Regions from separate parts of the Homo sapiens genome. Here region 2 is linked to region 1. A link is a loop called in an ENCODE intact Hi-C map of the cell type or tissue named here. Cell type or tissue: mammary epithelial cell. All regions are shown on one strand.

The links. Peaks named below come from ENCODE experiments on the same cell type or tissue, not always from the same donor. Only the 100,000 strongest peaks of a DNase experiment are listed, where the experiment ranks them.
Region 2: it touches region 1 in a loop (13-fold over the local background); 1 of 110 quality-filtered maps calls a loop at or near these places.

What each region holds. Positions count from the first base shown.
Region 1 is chr5:138,281,034-138,285,033 of GRCh38, reverse strand. No RefSeq gene overlaps it. Among named protein-coding and RNA genes, the nearest start is that of GFRA3, 8.4 kb to the right of the region's middle. In mammary epithelial cell, a CTCF peak has its summit at 1,701 (motif pointing right); no DNase peak of the experiment used is centred here.
Region 2 is chr5:137,878,504-137,882,503 of GRCh38, reverse strand. MYOT (myotilin) reads right to left here. Exons shown (of 10, transcript NM_006790.3): 5 at 1,639-1,688; 6 at 399-531. All of the region lies in intron 2 of PKD2L2-DT (PKD2L2 divergent transcript), which reads left to right. Among named protein-coding and RNA genes, the nearest start is that of PKD2L2-DT, 8.8 kb to the left of the region's middle. In mammary epithelial cell, no CTCF peak of the experiment used is centred here; a DNase peak (open chromatin) is centred at 2,013; H3K27ac peaks cover 558 bases.

The DNA of each region.
Region 1 (4,000 bases):
CTAAAAATACAAAAATTAGCCAGGCATGGTGGCGTGTGCCTGTAGTCCCAGCTACTCAGGAAGCTGATGCAGGAGAATCGCTTGAACTCAGGAGGTGAAGGTTGCAATGAGATCGTGCCACCGCACTCCAGCCTGGGCAACAGAGAGAGACTGTCTCAAAAAACAAATACCAAACAACCAGTAATTCTCAAAGTTTGGACCCTAGATCATCAACATCATCTGAACTTGTTTGAAATACAGATGTTCAGGCCTCACCCCAGACCTCTTAAATCAGAACTTGTGAGGTTAGGGCACAGAAATCTGGGTTTTAAAAATCTCCCTTTTCAGTTAATTCTAATACATGGTAAGGCTTAAGAACCAGTGCTCAGTAATCCCAGCACTTTGGGAGGCCAAGGCAGGCAGATCACTTGACGTCAGAAGTTCGAGACCAGCCTGACCAACATGGTGAAACCCCATCTCTACTAAAAAAAATACAAAAATTAACCAGGCATGGTGGCACACACCTGTAATCCCAGCTACTAGGGTGGCTGAGGCAGGAGAATTGCATGAACTCAGGAGGTGGAGGTTGCAGTGAGCCAAAATCCACTGCACTCTAGCCTGGGCAACAGAGTAAGACTCCATCTCAAAAAAAAAATGAACCAATGCTCTGGAATTAAGGTAAGCCTTTCAAACAGTTTTCTTCAGCAATGTCCTGGGCTTTCCTTTCCTAGATCATTCCATGGTATGCGTTACTAAAAGTGCACCACAGACTCAGCAGCATGTGGTATCTAGACATTCTCTAAGGCAAATGACAGATCTCAGCTGGGCTCAAAGGTTCCCTCTTGGCAGTGGCTCACACCTGTAATCCCAGCACTTTGGGAGGCTGAGGCTGGCGGAACACCTGAGGTCAGGAGTTCAAGACCACCCTGGCTAACATGGCAAAACCTCGTCTATACTAAAAATACAAAAATTAGCCAGGCATCGTGGTGGCTGCCTGTAATCCCAGCTATTCGGGAGACTGAGGCAGGATAATCACTTCAACTTGGGAGGCAGATGTTGCAGTGAACAAGATTTTTCACTGCACTCCGGCCTGGGTGTCAAAGCAAGACTCCATCTCAAAAAAAAAAAAAAAAAGTTCCCTATCTATAGCCTTAGGGGGGTTTTGACTTTTAAGTCTTTTCTCCACTCCATTTCACGTCTCACAAAGACAAGTTTTAGGATTTAGGATGGTTGGAAGTAGAGATTTGTGATATATGAAGATAGGAATAAAACAAAGCAAGATCCATTAGACTTCAGGAAGATTTTTTAACTGTACTCTTCTGCAGTATGCCAGGGTTTCCTTTCTTGGAGCTTTTTAATATGAATAGGCCTTTATCTGTAGTAAGGTGTGGCACTACTTGGTCTTGGGTGGCAGTAGAACTGACTGAACATTGTCATTCTCTGGTATTAACCTAGTAGGACTGATAGCCCAGGACGGAACAGGACGAAGCCCTCTACAGCCTAGGCTGAGACAGAACAGAGACAAACATACCCTCTTCCCAGGCTCTGGAACAGAGACACTTTTTTAAAGTGAGTGGGAGGGAAGGGGGGTTGTAGCCATAGGGCGGCCCATGCACGTGCCTGAGTGGTTGGACTGGCTTTTAATTTTTTTATTTGACAAGGTTTGCACATGCTCTTGCCCTAGAGTGTCACATGCATGCTTCACAGCAGAGGGCACTGCTGTTTTCTCCAAGCCATCCTGCTGAAGTCTGTAGCTTCCATTCCTAGCTACTGCCTGTCTGTCAAAAAGGAAGCTGTCTCTGTGGCCTTCTCCCTAATCCCTTGAACTCAAAGCCCAGAAGGTCTAGGGGAAAGAGAAAAGCTGCTGCTACGTTAGGTGGAGATGGCCAAAGGAAAGATGCTGCTCCTCTGCCCCACCCACACACGTGCCCCTATAGGAATTCCTAGTAGCCAGAAAAGAAAACTGCTTGAAGCACCTCTTCGAAGTGTGAGGAGAGGTCCTTAACTCACTGCCTACCCTAGTGGGTCATTTCCATTTCCTGATAATTCTCCCCAGAAGGCTAGAACCAAGTCCCAACATAGATAGAGATTGATGTACATGTGCCCACTAGTCAGTAGTCTTAAGTGGAAAATCTGAGTTGCAAAACAAAACACTAAGGCTTAATTATCTTCCTCATGGAAAATTGTATTTTCACCCAAGTCAACATTTTTTGGTATTTTTTATTTTATTTTATTTTATTTGAGACAGAGTCTTGCTCTGTCACCAGGCTGAAGTGCAGTGGCGCGATCTCAGCTCACTGCAACCTCCACCTCCCGGGTTCAAGCAATTCTCCTGCCTCAGCCTCCCGAGTAGCTGGGATTACAGGCATGCACCACCACGCCTGGCTAATTTTTGTATTTTTAGTAGAGACAGGGTTTCACCATGTTGGTCAGGCTAGTCTTGAACTCCTGACCTCGTGATCCACCCACATCGGCCTCCCAAAGTGCTGGGATTACAGGCGTGAGCCACCACGCCTGGCCTAATATAAGCCCACTGATTTCTTGTAATATCCTCTCATTGTATAGGGACTATATGATTTGATTCATGTTATTTTCAGGAATAACAATAGTAGCTAACATTTTTCAGGTGCTTACTGTATACAAGGCTATCTCTAAACTCATATATATATATATATATATATATATATATATATATATATATAAACTCCTATATAAATACACACTAATTTAATTTTCACAAGCCTGTGAAAGAGGTATTCATTATTATGAGCATTTCTTTATGAAGATAAAGAAATTGAGGAACAGAGGGATTAACTCTTTTTTATTTTATTTTATTTTTTTTTGAGACAGGGTCTCACTTGTTGCCCAGGCTGGAGTGCAGTGGTACAATCTCAGCTCACTGAAACTTCCACCTCCTAGGCTCAAGCAATCCTCTCACCTCAGCTTCCCAAGTAGCTGGGACTACAGGCATCTGCCACCACACCTGGATAATTTTTGTATTTTTTTCTTTTCTTTTTTTTTTTTTTTTTTTTTGAGACGGAGTCTCACTCTGTCGCCCAGGCTGGAGTGCAGTGGCGTGAACTCGGCTCACTGTAAGCTCCGCCTCCTGGGTTCACACCATTCTCCTGCCTCAGCCTCCCGAGTAGCTGGGACTACAGGCACCCACCACCATGCCCGGCTAATTTTTTTTTTATTTTTTAGTTAAGACGGGGTTTCACCATGTTAGCCAGGATGGTCTTGATCTCCTGACCTCATGATCCGCCCACCTCGGCCTCCCAAAGTGCTGGGATTACAGGCGTGAGCCACCGCGCCTGGCCTGCATTTTTTTTTCTAATTTGAATTTTTTTTTTTTTTTTGGAGACACAGTCTCGCTCTGTTAACAACCTGGAGTGTAGTGGCGCGATCTCGGCTCACTGCAACCTCTGCCTCCCAGGTTCAAGCGATTCTGCCTCAGCCTCCTGAGTAGCTGGGACTACTGGCATGTACCACCATGCCCGGCTAATTTTTTGTATCTTTAGTAGAGAAGGGGTTTCACCATGTTGGCCAGGCTGGTCTCGAACTCCTGGCCTCATGATCCATCGGCCTCAGCCTCCCAAAGTGCTGGGATTACAGTTGTGAGCCACCGCACCCAGCCCTCTCCCTTCTAACTTTCATGGAGGCAATCTGAGCTCTAGTCTTCAATTGGAGCCTCCCAAAGTGCTGAGATTACAGGCGTGAGCCACTGCACCTAGTCAAGTAATAAGATCTCAAAGCTAATTAATGGTGGAGTAGGGATTTGACCCAAGACAGTATGGCTCCAGAGCCTGTCCACTTCATGGATTTTGCTGTTACCAAACCTTCATCAAAGAACAGTGTGCCTGGCCAGGTGCAGTGACTCACATCTGTAATCCTAGCACTTTAAGAGGCCAAAGTGGGAGGATCCCTTGAGACCAGGAGTTTAAGACCAGCCTGGGCAACATAGCAAGACCCCATCTCTATAGAATAAAAATCAACTTAGCTGGGCATGGTGGTGCACACTTGT
Region 2 (4,000 bases), 400 kb after region 1:
GCACTCCAGCCTGGGTGACAGAGCAAGACCCTGTCTCAAAAAAAAAAAAAAGGGCATTGTACTTTAAAAATTATATTGTTCTGATAGCTTCACTTATAAAAGTATTTATTAGGTATACCTATCCACTCAATTAATCCTCATAATTTTTTGGGGTATTTGTTATCCCATTTTACAGATGAGGAGACAAAAGCACAGAGAGGTTAAATGACTTGTCTAAGGTTGCTTAGCTGGAGGATGGCAGAGCCAGAATTCAAACCCACATCAGTTTGACTTCAGAATTTGTGTTCTTGTCCATTGTACGTACTGCTTTGCAAGCTATGAAGTAGGAAAAGAACATTTTTCAAAACTTAGTATCCCATTGTTAATTTTCCCCCAGTACTTTTGAACCCTTCTCTTACTTTGAAGTCCATTCTGCAGAATCTTCCTTCATCAATCGACATGTTCTCTGGCACTTGAATGAAACGTGGTGGGTAAAATTTCTCCTGGATTGCATCCTGATCATTCACATCTCCCCTTGAGGTTGATCTACTTCTACAAGAATATTTTGGTAACAACTATGCGTAAATATTATCATTGCTTTTCATTTTGCACAAATATAGTTTAGCCATCAATTTTTTTTTTTCAATGGAGTTTCACTCTTGTTGCCCAGGCTGGAGTACAGTGGCCCAATCTCAGCTCACTCAGGAGGCTAAGGCAGGAGAATCGCTTGAACCCGGGAGGCGGAGGTTGCAGTGAGCCGAGATCGCGTCGCTGCACTCCAGCCTGGATGACAGAGTGAGAGTCTGTCTCAAAGATAAATAAATAAATAAAAATATCCAAATTAAGTTTTTGACGTTTTTCTATAGTGGTGGTGTGAACATGTATATAGTTATATTCAGAGATGTGGTATTTCAGTTATACCAACCTCCGCTTCTTGGGTTCAAGTGATTCTCTTACCTCAGCCTCCCGAGTAGCTGGGATTACAGGCATGTGCCACTACGCCTGGCTAATTTTGTATTTTTAGTAGAGATGGGGTTTCACTATGTTGGTCAGCCTGGTCTTGAACTCCTGACCTCAGGTGATCTACCCACCTCGGCCTTCCAAAGTACTGGGATTACAGGTGTGAGCCACTGCGTCCAGCCTAGCCATCAAATTTGAAACCACAGAATCTACTGTTTGATCTGATAGTGTAATAACAATGAAGAGAGGCCTTAGGGCTGTATTTACCTGTGGCATATTTGATGACTATTAGAAATGGTAGCAATTTAGAAACATCTGGTACAAATTGTACATCTTAGTTTCTCTTTTACAGTGCCATGAATTGATGAAGAAATGGTCTATTAAAATGCCCAGTACCCAGCAGATTATTCTTACCACCAAAGATTGTATAATAAGAATTAGGTCTCCATTGTCATGAGAAAATTGTTTAATATAGAAGCATGATCCTGGCTTATTTGACCAAAACATTAAAAAATTCCCCTGTGATAGTTTTGATGATGAACGTCAAAATTTTGGTCATCTTCTCAGACATTAGAAAATACACATTGTATTTTTCAAAAGGTATAGAGTAGGCTCGAGGGCTTTATAAATATTACATTTTTAAGCTGAAAATATTTTAGATAGGAAAACATACATTTCTTTAAAATTAAAATTTTTTACCTTACTTGTGATGTAGGAACTTGCAGTCGCGCATGTTCTGAGTTGTGTTGCTTGAAATTAAAACAAAGTAAGAATGTTTACATGCAATTGTTAGCTTGAATGAAGCAGAATTAAGTAGTTACAGTTGAAAGGAACATTCCTATTTTGGCTGTATTTGAACAGCCCTGGTAAGTTCTATATATTCAGCTTTTAAGCCCTTAAAGTACAGTGCACTAACATACTACCACTCTAGCAAGAAGCCCAGAATTAATGGGACTATTCAACAAGTATTATTTATGAAAATTAGCTAGACTTGGAATTGATGGTGGTTCATTTTTCAGATGACTATTTTATGACAAAGGGTGATGTGTCTCCCTGGTGCATTTGAAATGGGAGCACAGAGTACAGATTGTCCTTTAGTAAAACAGGAATAGACATGAAGTCACTTGTATTGGCAGTAGCTGCAGGGTATTATGCCTGCTGCTCAAAAGTGGCACCAACAGCAGTAAACACATATTAGACTGGAAAATTCTTCTCTTTTTAGCTCGTGGCACAAAATCCTGATGGACTCCACGAAAGGTATGTGTAAGGCTTTGAAAAAGCTTTGTAAAATAGCATTAATTCCTGTTTAATAAAGTTGTATTTAAGCAGACATCTTTTAGGATTTATATCCGAACAGCAGAAAATTATTTCTATTTGAGAATAAAATCAGGGATTTATGAAAATTATAAGAGAACTAATTGATTAAGTAGTGTGTATTTTGCGTTTCACTGTGCTTAGCACAGTGGGAGATACAAAGTGGAAAACACAGTCCCTACCCAAAGCTCTGTAGGAGCACACAAGATCTGAGTACAAATAATTTGCTTTGGGATGAATCTATTTAGCTAATGTATTTTGTCATTTTTAAGGCAAAAGTCTTACAACTCTGTAACAATTTTTGGCTAGCCTTAAGGTTCTCTAAGCAAAATATCAAGACAACTGGTCAATTCAGTGATCAAACAAATCAACTAATTTTTTGGTAAAGTAAAAGTAATCCAATTAAAAATATCCAGGCTGGGCACAGTGGCTCACGCCTGTAATCCTAGCACTTTGGGAGGCCGAGGCAGGTGGATCATGAGGTCAGGAGATCGAGACCATCCTGGGTAACAAGGTGAAATCCTGTCTCTACTAAAAATACAAAAAAAAAAAAAAAAAAAAAGCCGGGTGTGGTGGCAGGTGCCTGTAGTCCCAGCTACTCGGGAGGCTGAGGCAGGAGAACGGCATGGACCCGGGAGGCGGAGCTTGCAGTGAGCCGAGATCGCGCCATTGTACTCCAGCCTGGGTGACAGAGCAAGACTCCGTCTCAAAAAAAAAAAAAAAAAAAAAAAAAAGATGAACCATCATCAGTATAATATTGCTTTGAGTAATTCCCCTAATAGTGATGAGTTTGTGTCTCATTTTTGCTATAATCTTCCATACCAAGTGCAGAGCCCAACATACAAGTAGGTTCTCCATGTAAATTAGTTGAATGAACGAATTCATGAACTGTTTAGTAGCCAAAAATAAATTTAAGTTCTCTTTTCAGTTTCTAGTTCTTGCTCTGGTAGACCCTCTTCCATCCTTTTTAGTAGGTGTAGTTGCATCAAACAGAACCAAAAAACTTAATTTCAAAGGCCAGGTGTGGTGGCTCATGCCTGTAATCCCAGCACTTTGGGAGGCTGAGGTAGGCAGATCACTTGAGCTCAGGAGTTTGAGACCAGCCTGGGTAACATGGTGAAATCACCGTCTCTGCTAAAAAATACAAAAACTAGCCAGCACGGTGTGCGCACCTATAGTCCCATCTATTTGGGAGTCTGAGGCACGAGAATCACTTGAACTTGGGAAGTAGATGTTGGAAAAAAAAAACTGAATTTCAGTTTTCTACATTTGGAAGCTAGGAATATTTGTGTTCCTGGTTTAATCTCTTTGGCTCCCAGTTTCTTGTGGACTTTTTGGAGGGAATGGAAGGTAACTATGAAGGAAGAAAGAGTGCTAACATTCAGTCTACCTGTCCAACTGAACATTTTTCTTTTTTCTTTTTTGTGTTTGAGATGGAGTCTCTCTCTCACCCAGGCTGGAGTGCAGTGGCATGATTTTGGCTCACTGCAACCTCCATCTCACGGGTTCAAGCGATTCTTCTGCCTCAGCCTCCTGAGTAGCTGGGACTACAGGCGCAGGCCACCACGCCCAGCTAATTTTTGTATTTTTAGTAGAGACTGGGTTTCACCATTTTGGCCAGCATCCCCTCGATCTCTTGACCTCGTGATCCACCCACCTCGGCCTCCCAAAGTGCTGGGATTACAGGCGTGAGCCACTGTGCCCAGCCACCAACTGTACATTTTTCTTTGGGGTTAAGTTTACTTGT